Regions from separate parts of the Homo sapiens genome. Here region 2 is linked to region 1. Evidence: chromatin contacts called from ENCODE Hi-C or POLR2A ChIA-PET data. All regions are on one chromosome and are shown on one strand. Each heading gives the region's core, a stretch centred on a gene start or an enhancer-like site at or near the end of the contact. The rest is flanking DNA. Distances are from core to core; before and after follow the strand shown. Region 1 overlaps NLRC5 (NLR family CARD domain containing 5). Region 2 overlaps NLRC5 (NLR family CARD domain containing 5).

Region 1 (4,479 bases), core at 25-2,524:
TCCTATGGGGAAGTTTTTGCCTGGCGGCTCAAGGGATCTAGAAGACAGACTGACGGCCTCTTCATGAGGCACAATGAGGAGACCTAGCACCCTGCTCCCAGGGCTTATGCCTGGGATGTGCCTGGGATAGGCCCCCCAGGCAATGAGTAAAGTCTAGACTGGGACGCTGCAGACATCGCTTCCAGCCTCGGCTGTGGCCCTGACTCACCCAGAGCCCTGAGCCAAGCGCATTCCTCTCTGACCTCACTTTCCCCACCTGTTCACAAGCCAGCCTTGCCTGGGTTCCTAGCTGGGGAGACAGATGAGTTGAGGGGAGTGAGGGTGATTAAGAACAATGGTGGGTGATGAAAGACAAAATTAAAGTCACTTTCAATAGCCAGGGAAGAAAAATGTCAACAAGTTCAGTACTTCTGAACCTTGGCTTAATCACGGTTCACAGATGCCCAGCCGAGACGACAATAGGGACTGTGGTCCAACTTATTATTTTCACTCAACAAGTGCTGAACCTTAGTGACAGGCTGCATCTGTGTGGATGAAGTGGTGCCTTCTCTAAATGTCATAAAGGTGCCATATAAACTAGCAGCGTTCTGCCAGGGAGGAGGGTCACTGGTCCCACTCCTCCCCATGGTACTGAGTCCCAGACACAGGGCAGGAGTATATTTGTGCATACAAGCTTAGTTAGTTAGAGTGTGCTGGCATCAAAATGTGTACATGTAGTTAAAGGTGCATGTGTGCGCTGCATACATGTGCACACCTATGAGTGGGCATGTGTGGGTGCATATTCTTGCATATGCCTGTGTACTTCTGTGCAAGTGTAGACATGTGTGAACAAATGTGAAGGTGTGTGGTGCTTCATGTAGTTATGTGTACCCACAGTGCCTGATTCCTGCCTACGCACTGCTATCCCTTCTCCTGGGATTTCAGAAAGAGGGAGGGAGCCTTAACACTCATGCTCCTCCAAGACAGTCTAAAATATTAGATGAAGGAAGCCTTGCTCTGGGGACTCTGGGAGCCTTGGGTTTGGACTCAGCCCTACTGAGTACTTGGACTGATGCCTTCCCTCTCTGGGTCTCACTGAAAAACTACTGGTCAGACTTGGAGGAACATGCAGGCCCCAGGGGGACTCTGGGACCTGGGCAGTGGCTCATCTCCCCAGTCAGTGAGCCCTCCTGGAGATCACTCACCTGACTTCTTTCAGCTGTGGACAGAGAGGCAAAGCTTTCACCAGGTGGCTGATGCCTCGGGCAGTGATTTTACTTCCTGCTAACCTACAGAGTAAGCAAAGATGGTGGGGAGGAACGAGGAGGGGAAAAGGGCGGGGCCAGGAATCTGCCTTGTGTAGGATTAAGGAGAGGGAGGAGAGTACCAGGCATCCCCAGCTGAAGACCCTTCTCAGCTCCAAGGCCTGGCTCACCCCAGCATCTGCAGCCTCCCCATTGTCGGCAAGCTCCTGGAGAGGGCTTCTGCAAAGGCATCCCCACACTTCCTGCTCTTAAAGCTGCCATAAGAAGAAGCGAAGTGTCAGAGGATCAGTGCTGGGCAGAGCTGAGAAGTCATCGCCATCCCCTCAGAGAGATGGGGCTTAATACAGTAGTACTAACAAATACATATTATGGCCGAGACTTCTAATCGTCCACCAAAGCCCATTCTCCACTTCATCTACAGCAATAGAGCTATCATGAGGAACATGGTTTCCCAGCCAGAGATCACATTTCCCAGCCTCCCTTGCAGCTCAGTGTGGCCAGGTGACTATGTTCTCACCAATGGAATGTGAGTGGAAGGGATGTATCCTAGTTTCAGGACTGAACTTTAATGCATTGACATGTTCCTCCATGCTCTTTCCTTGTTCCCAAGCCAGAGCACAGATATACCCATGACGTAGCTTTGACTGTGCAGATAGGATTCCCAAGGGGATAATGGAGCAAAATGGGAGGGACCTGGGTACCTGCATGACTGCGTGGAGCTGAGCCATTCCACTGACCTGGACCACCTACCTCTGACTCTTCCATGAGAGAGAAATAAAATTCTACATTATTTAACCTACTGTATTTGGGGAGGAGGTTTCTCTGTTACTGCAGCCTAGCCTTTTCTCTAGCTAATATGCACACTGAGCCTTTGCTCTGTGCTAGGCACTGTGCTACAAAATGTTTTTCATGCACCATCCCATCTCATTCTTGCAATGACCATATGAGTTGGCTATTGTTACAGATTCGTTTTAGGAACGAAGAAACTCTGGCCTAGACAGTGTGCATGTGTGTGCTCCATATACTTGCCCAAAGTCCACCAGCCTCTATAGACAGCCTGGATCTGTGGTTTCAGCCCATGATTGACAGAGAGACTGAGAGTCCAGAAACCACAGACAAGAGGAGGATCCATTTGGACTCCAGAGGTCCTGTCAAGGTATGGAGCTTCCTCTCTTGCATTGCAGGCCATTATGTTCTGATATTCAAGATTCTTATCCAGTCCTCTTGGCAGAGGTTTGCTAGACTGGTTGGCCTCTGCTCCCCCAAAAGCCCAATCCCCTCCCCGGTCCTCCTCCACTCTTACTCACCTGAGATTCTCTATCTGCCCACAGCCTACCAGAGCCTCAGGGCAGTGGGGCTCCAGGGGACAGCCATCAAAATCCAGGTGGATGGGGGCCTCCCTGTGCTCTAGGATGTTGGTCAGGGTGGCCAGGTCGGTGCAGGTCAGTGGGAAATTGTGGAAGGGCAGTTGATAGGGGAGGCTTTGTGCGGTGAGACTGGCCAGCTCAGGCTCCTGTGTCTCATCCACACAGTGACACAGCTCTACAACCTTTGGCCCTGTGAGCTTGCGGGTGGCCAACTTCTTCAACACCTGCACTACAGCAGCCTGCTTGGCACCCACACAGTCCTCATTGCCCTGCGCCAGGTGGCTAAGGAAGGGGCGGCAGGTGCAGGATGCCAGGCCCGCCAGGAAGGTGGGGAGGTGGTCTGAGAGGCCCAGTCTAGCTTTGGTCCGCTGTACCCAGCGGGAATGGAGGGTAACATACTGGGTAAGTGTGTCTTTGTTCACCTTGGGGCTGGCCATCAGGTGCAGGGCAGCAAGAAACTCCTGCAGGCTGAGGTGGGTGAAAGCATAGCCTGTCTGCTGGTGCCCAGGGCCTGTGCAGACGCAGAAGGAAGTCAGCAGGCTGTGAGTGGCCCCAAAAGCTATCAAGGGTGGAGCAATATCTTTTGCATAGAAGATAACCTTCCCTGTCTCCAGGCCCCTCAGGGCCACCTCCCCCAGGTCCAGTAGGGACGAGGTGGGCAAGTGCCCAGGGGGGCTGAGGGCGAGCACCATCTGCATATAGAGCTGAGTCATGTTGGGCAGGAGGGCCACAGACTGGCCTGGGGCGTGGTCAGGAAGCAGATGGTGGAGGCAGAGACAGGCGACTTGGCACAGTGCGGGCACCGCACACAGGCTTCGGAGACGTCCATTTGTCTGTAACTCCACCAGGGCCCCCTCCCGCGATGGCTGGGCGCTGAAGAAGTGATTCACATATTCTTCCACCCGTGGCCCATCAAAGCCCAACATGTGGACCATGGCTGCCTCTGCAGGCAGGCAGGCAGGCAGCTTCCCTGGACGGGAGGTAGCCATCACCCGGCAGCCAGGCAGGAGGGTCCCATTGCAGAGATGGGAGAAAAGGGTGAGGACTGGGCCTGGGCCATCAGGACCCATAGGCTGGAGGGCCTCATCTAGCCCATCAAAGATCAGCAGGACTTGGTCAGCGTTCTTCTCCAGGTACTGGAAGACAGTGTCGTGGTCCGATTCAGGGCTCAGGTACAGATCAAAAAGGAGCTCGGACGGTGTCAGGAACCTCGTGATCAAGTTGAGCTGGCGGAATTCAAAAAGGAACAGGGCCTGGAAACAGTTCAGATGGCCCTCTGCCCACTTCTGGCAGAGCCGGTGGGCCAGCGTGGTCTTGCCCATGCCAGCCTTCCCCAAAAGCACGGTCACCCTCGGGCCCTTGTTAACCCTGGTGTTGAAGAGGTCCGAGATGCTCACGTCAGCACCATCTTCCACCTTGACGTCCCCCATAATGGCCCCCTCCGGAGTGTCTAAGGATGCTGTGGCCCGGCGCAGGATTGGAGGGACATAGACCTGGTGGAAGGCGTGGGGCTGCCCTGACCCAGGGATTTGGCTCCTGTAGCGCTGCTGGGCAGAGGTCCGCAGGAGCTGCAGGTACTTCTTGGCCAACTCTGCAAGGGGCAGGGACATGGCATGAGGAGAGGACCCCCCGGCCCTCTGCTCATGTCTTCTTGCCCCAGTATTGGGCTGTTGGGAGCCTGTAGCCCCAGATGTGTATGTATGATGGGGTGAGGGTGGGGGTGTCAAGAGCACCATAGGGGGATCTGTGCCACCCCAACTTCCAGAAGGAATCAGTTCTAAGGGAGCATAGGCTCTCCGGTAGCTATTTAAACAGGCAGGTGGGAATGGGGAAGTGTGGGTCACGGTTCTATCCATTCTGCAATAGTA
Region 2 (4,629 bases), core at 876-3,375, 33 kb before region 1:
ATCATCCTGGGCAAAACAGTGAGACCTCATCTCTATTGTTTTTGAAATAAAATAATATTTAAAAAAAGAAAGCAGGGACTGTCAATTGGGCACTTGAATGGACAACCCAAGTGTCAATTGATGGATAAGTGGATACACAAAATGTGGTCCATCCACACAATGGAATATTATGCAGCCTTAAAAAAGGAAAGGGCTGGGTGTGGTGGCTCATGCCTGTAATCCCAGCACTTTGGAAGGCCGAAACGGGCAGATCATCTGAGGTCAGGAGTTCGAGACCAGCCTCGCCAACATGGTGAAACCCTGTCTCTACAAAAATACAAAAAAAAATTAGCTGGGTGTGGTGGCGGGCGCCTGTAATCCCAGCTACTCCGGAGGCTGAGGCAGGAGAATCGCTTGAACCCAAGAGGTGGAGGGTGCAGTGAGCTGAGATCGAGCCAGTGCACTCCAGCCCAGGTGACAAGAGTGAGACTCTGTCTCAAAAAAAAAAAAAAAAAAAAAAAGGAAGGAAAGTCTGACACAGTGACACACGCTGCAACATGAATGAACCAGAGGACATTATGCCCAATGAAATGAGCCAGTCACAAAAAGACAAATACAGACAAATACAAATGACTCCACTCATATAAACTATTTAGAGCAGTCCAATTCATAGAGACAGAAAGCAGAATGGTGGTTGCCAGGGGCTGGGGTAGGGGGGAAATGGGGTGTTGTTTAATGGGGATAGAGATTCAGTTTTGCAAGAGGAAAAGAGTTCCGGAGATTGGCCGTACAAAAAAGTGGATGTACTTAACACTCCTGAATGGTACACTTAGAAATGATTAAGATGGCAAATTTTGTTATGTGTATTTTATAATAATTTTTACAGGTTATTTTGGGGAACAGTCAGTTCTTAGGTGCCTTGTCACAGGCTGCAATGAGAAGTGCACAGCTCTGTCGGTGACGTAAGTTTTTTGGGCACAAACATGAAACTGAATGTCATGGAGCCTTTTGATCTAACGTCCAGTTTCCAGGAAAGTCGGGGTTAGAGGAACACGTGCCATGACATCATGAGAAAGCCACCAGAGTCAGGAGCAGGACAGTCTGCAGTACACACAGTTGCTGATTTTGTCAACAGACACTGACATGAAACAGAAAGCTGTGGTGAGGGGATGGGGGCAGTGATGCCGCAGGTTAGAAGAGTCAGAAGACCATCGCCATCCCGTGCAAATGCAGACCAGATGTGACAGATCCTGGATCCCAAAAGCCAGCTGTCTTATCTGGGGGACAATGGGGACATTTTAGATTAGACTAGGTAGTACCCGACACTAAGGAATCGCTAACTGAGTTTCTTAGGTGTCCTGATGGAACTGTGATTACTGAAAAAAATGTCCTTATTTTTTGGAGCTTCACGGTGAAATATTTAGGAGTGATGGATTATGAGGTCTATAACTTACTTGAAACCGCTTCAGCTGAAATAAAAATAAAAATAGAAGCAAATATAAAAAAAGTATGAACAACTGTCAAACCTAGGTTCTGGGAATAGGAGTTTTAAAAAATTATTCTTTCTACTTCGGTATCTTCTTTTTCTGAGTGTTTTAAAATGATCATAGTGAACAGACAGACAAGAACTTCGTTTCAGTTTATTTTTGTCCTCAGTTCAGTATCCTCTGAAACCTTCTTTCTTTCTTTCTTTCTTTTTTTCTTAAATCCCAAAGCACAGGCCTCCAGTGTGGGGAAGGACAGTTTCTCTGTGTGCCTTGTGGAGTCTCTGGGACAGATGGACAGGGTTTGCTCAGGGTCCAGATGGCAGGGTTGTGGGTACAGGAAATGACTGGGGCCATGATCCTGGGGGCCTCTTACTCCAGTGCCCACCCCTGCTCCCATTCATGCCATGGCCCCTCCCGGAGGCAGCGGGGGAGGAGGTACCTGAGGCTGAACAGCCCTGCGGGTCGCCCCACCAAGCTCAGGAGGATGGCCAGCTGCTTCTGGCCCAGGCAGCACTGGGTCAGCCTGGAGACAGAGGTCAGTCACTGAGGTGGCTCTGGCAGGGTGCCCCCACCCCTCTGCTGTCCTCACGGGCTGGGTGGGTCACTCACGTGAGCTCCGTCAGCTGCAGGGACTTGCTCAAGCCGGTGGCCAGCCTGGACACGTGCTCTGGCCGGAAGCTGCACTCACTTAGCCTGAGGGCAGAAAGCCAGGGCAGAGCCTGGGTGAGGCCTGTGGGCACTGCTGCTCAGCTTCATCTCAGCCTCCCTGAGGGCCTATTGGGGGAGCATCCCACCTCTGAGGGCAAAGGCCTGGAGCAGGGCCTGAGAGGCCAAATATGCAGCTCCTGCTCTGGGAGCTTCCTGTCTCTTTGGGGAGGAACCTCCCACACCCCCTGTAAGAAAGTATTAGGAGTAAGTTATTTAGGGAGGCTGACTCTAGGTCAGGCACTGTGCCAGCCTCTGGGTGCATGGGACTTCCTGCCTTACCCGCAGGGTCTCCTTTAATTCTCATAGCACCAATTAGAGGTGGGGAAACTGACTAACCCAAGGACACACAGCAGATAAGAAAGAAGGGCAGAATCTGGTTTCCATCCAGGTCAGTCTGACTGCAGACCCCAAGCTCTTAACCACTGCCTTACTCTCCCGGACCAGCACTGGCTGAGCTCCCTGGGGAGGGAGGTGTGCCTGGGATTCTCCGTGGGGCTCTGCTGTCCAGGCATCTCAGCCCTGGGTGGCCAGCAGACGGGCCCAGCCAAGTGAAAGGGCCCAGTGAACCTCGGGGCAGTTCACTCTGATGAGGCAGGGCTGCTGGGATACTTCCAGGAGGGGCTGATGTTTGAGCTGGGTGTTAAAGGATTGGGAGAATTTTATCTCAGAAAAGGCAAGGAAGAGAATGTTGAGCTGAGTGCGGTGTGAGCAGAGGCAGAGAATCTTCAGGCAGGGCTTGATCTAGGAGCAAATAGTGAAGGTTATGGCTGAACTGTGTGTGTGTGTGTGTGTTGTGTATGTGGTATTTGTAGGTATTATGTGGTGTGTGTGCTGTATTTGTAATGTGCCAGGTATGTATGTGGGGGGTTTGTTTTTGTGGGGTGTGTGTATTGTGTGGTGTGTGTGGTGTATGTGTGTGTATGTGGTATGTGTATGGTATGTGGTGCGTTTGTGTGTTGTGTGTGCTGTGTGGTGTGCGTGTGTTGTGTGTGCTGCGTGCTGTGTGGTGTGTTTGGGTGTGCTTGGTGTATCTGTGGTATATGGGTTGGTGTGTAGGGCGTGTGTGTGGTGTGGGGGAGGTGGGAAGGAACATGGTGGAAGGTGACAGTTGGATCAGACTGTGAGGGAGAAGATGCTAGGGACTTTGAACTTCACCCTGGGGTTAATGGGGAGCCACTGAGGGGCACAGAGTAGCAGAGGGGCACTGTCAGATGTGTGTTGTGAAGATCCCTCTGGGGGCTGTGGAGTGAATGGAGGGGAGGAGGCCTGATAAGATGCAGGGATCAGTTTGGAGGCCCTGTTCACAGCTGAAGTAAGACATGTAAAGGAACTGGCCGTGGCAGTGAGTCAGGGCTACCAGGGGTAATGATAATGATAATAATAATAATAATAATAATAATAATAATAACAGTTACAATAACTGCTGACAGCACTCCCATGAGCCAGACCTTTTCCTGGCACTTTATACTTATTAACTCATTTAATCCTCACAATAACCCTAAGGGGTAGGTTGTGTTATTATCCCCATTTTACTTGTCCAGGGCCACATAGCTGGTAAGTGGCAGATCAGGGATTTATTTTCAGTTGGCTTCAAAATCTTTAACCGTGACACTCAGAAGCCTCAAGGCCTGTAGTCAGGACATGGCAAGGAAGAGAATGTTGGGCTGAGTTGGGCTTAGGATGGTGGGCTAAGAGGCACAAGTTCAATGCCAAGGCCCTGGCTGAGACTGGAGTTACCAGGGCATCGGGGGCAGATCTGGAGGAACAGACCCAGGCAGTGAGCTTGAAGCTGCTCTCTAAAGGAGGAGAGGGCCCAGGGAAGAGGGGGCCATGGAGGCCGCCATAGGGTCAGCCTCCTCTCCCCTCTCTGTCCCCTGTCCCATCACCCTGCAGGGATTACCTGAGTGTCTTCCCAGCCTGGTCCTCTCTGGAGAAGTGAATCCGGAAGCTCTGCTCAGAGCCCAGGCTGCAGAGAGAAGGGCCTGGGGAAGCACGGTGCCCAGACATGCCAGCTTCCTAGGCACCTAGGGCACCCACAGGGCACAGAGAGGGAAGCGGGGCTGCACCCACAAGGACAAGGGAGGATGGAGGCCTCAGAACCAGAGGAGACCCCCAAACTCATTCTGTGAGCATGGCAATACCTGGCCTTCCCACCCCATGGCCTCCATGGTCCCCATGGCACCCGGGCATCAGGGGATAGAAATTATGATCCCATGCCCAGGAAACCCTGAGATTCAGAGAAAGGCAGAGGTTGCTCCAAGCCACCCAGATGGAAGGCCACAAAGTGTGGGTGCCTTGCTTCTCCCATCATCAGCCAGGGGCACCTGTTGGCCAGCAGAAAGGGGCTTTTCGGGGACCAACATCCCCTTACTTCACTGAGGCCTCCCGGACACGTGGGCAGGAGGGCAGTGTCTCCAGCAGGTACAGGGCACTTTCCTGAGAAATGCTGTTGTGA

What was found. Hi-C counts contacts between places; a loop is a spot of excess contacts on that map. ChIA-PET counts read pairs that join two places held with the same protein, here RNA polymerase II (POLR2A).
Region 2: a map of PC-9 shows a loop between it and region 1 (3-fold over the local background). The contact joins two enhancer-like sites. A Hi-C loop is called at or near these places in 2 of 168 maps with a recorded cell type or tissue (PC-9 and natural killer cell). POLR2A ChIA-PET finds 5 or more read pairs at or near these places in 10 of 52 experiments (A549, B cell, GM12878 and 7 more).

Annotation. Positions count from the first base shown.
Region 1 is chr16:57,025,091-57,029,569 of GRCh38, reverse strand. NLRC5 (NLR family CARD domain containing 5) reads right to left here. Exons shown (of 49, transcript NM_001384950.1): 6 at 2,552-4,202; 7 at 1,415-1,498; 8 at 1,185-1,268. Among named protein-coding and RNA genes, the nearest start is that of NLRC5, 38 kb to the right of the region's middle. RefSeq lists an enhancer at 2,601-3,119. Within about 2 kb of position 1,274, at least 3 of the 41 ENCODE cell types and tissues checked have a DNase peak (open chromatin) inside an H3K27ac peak, as active enhancers do.
Region 2 is chr16:57,058,978-57,063,606 of GRCh38, reverse strand. It overlaps NLRC5 (NLR family CARD domain containing 5), which reads right to left. Exons shown (of 49, transcript NM_001384950.1): 29 at 4,546-4,629; 30 at 4,075-4,140; 31 at 2,076-2,159; 32 at 1,906-1,989. Among named protein-coding and RNA genes, the nearest start is that of CPNE2, 31 kb to the left of the region's middle. RefSeq lists an enhancer at 1,066-2,265. Within about 2 kb of position 2,125, at least 22 of the 41 ENCODE cell types and tissues checked have a DNase peak (open chromatin) inside an H3K27ac peak, as active enhancers do.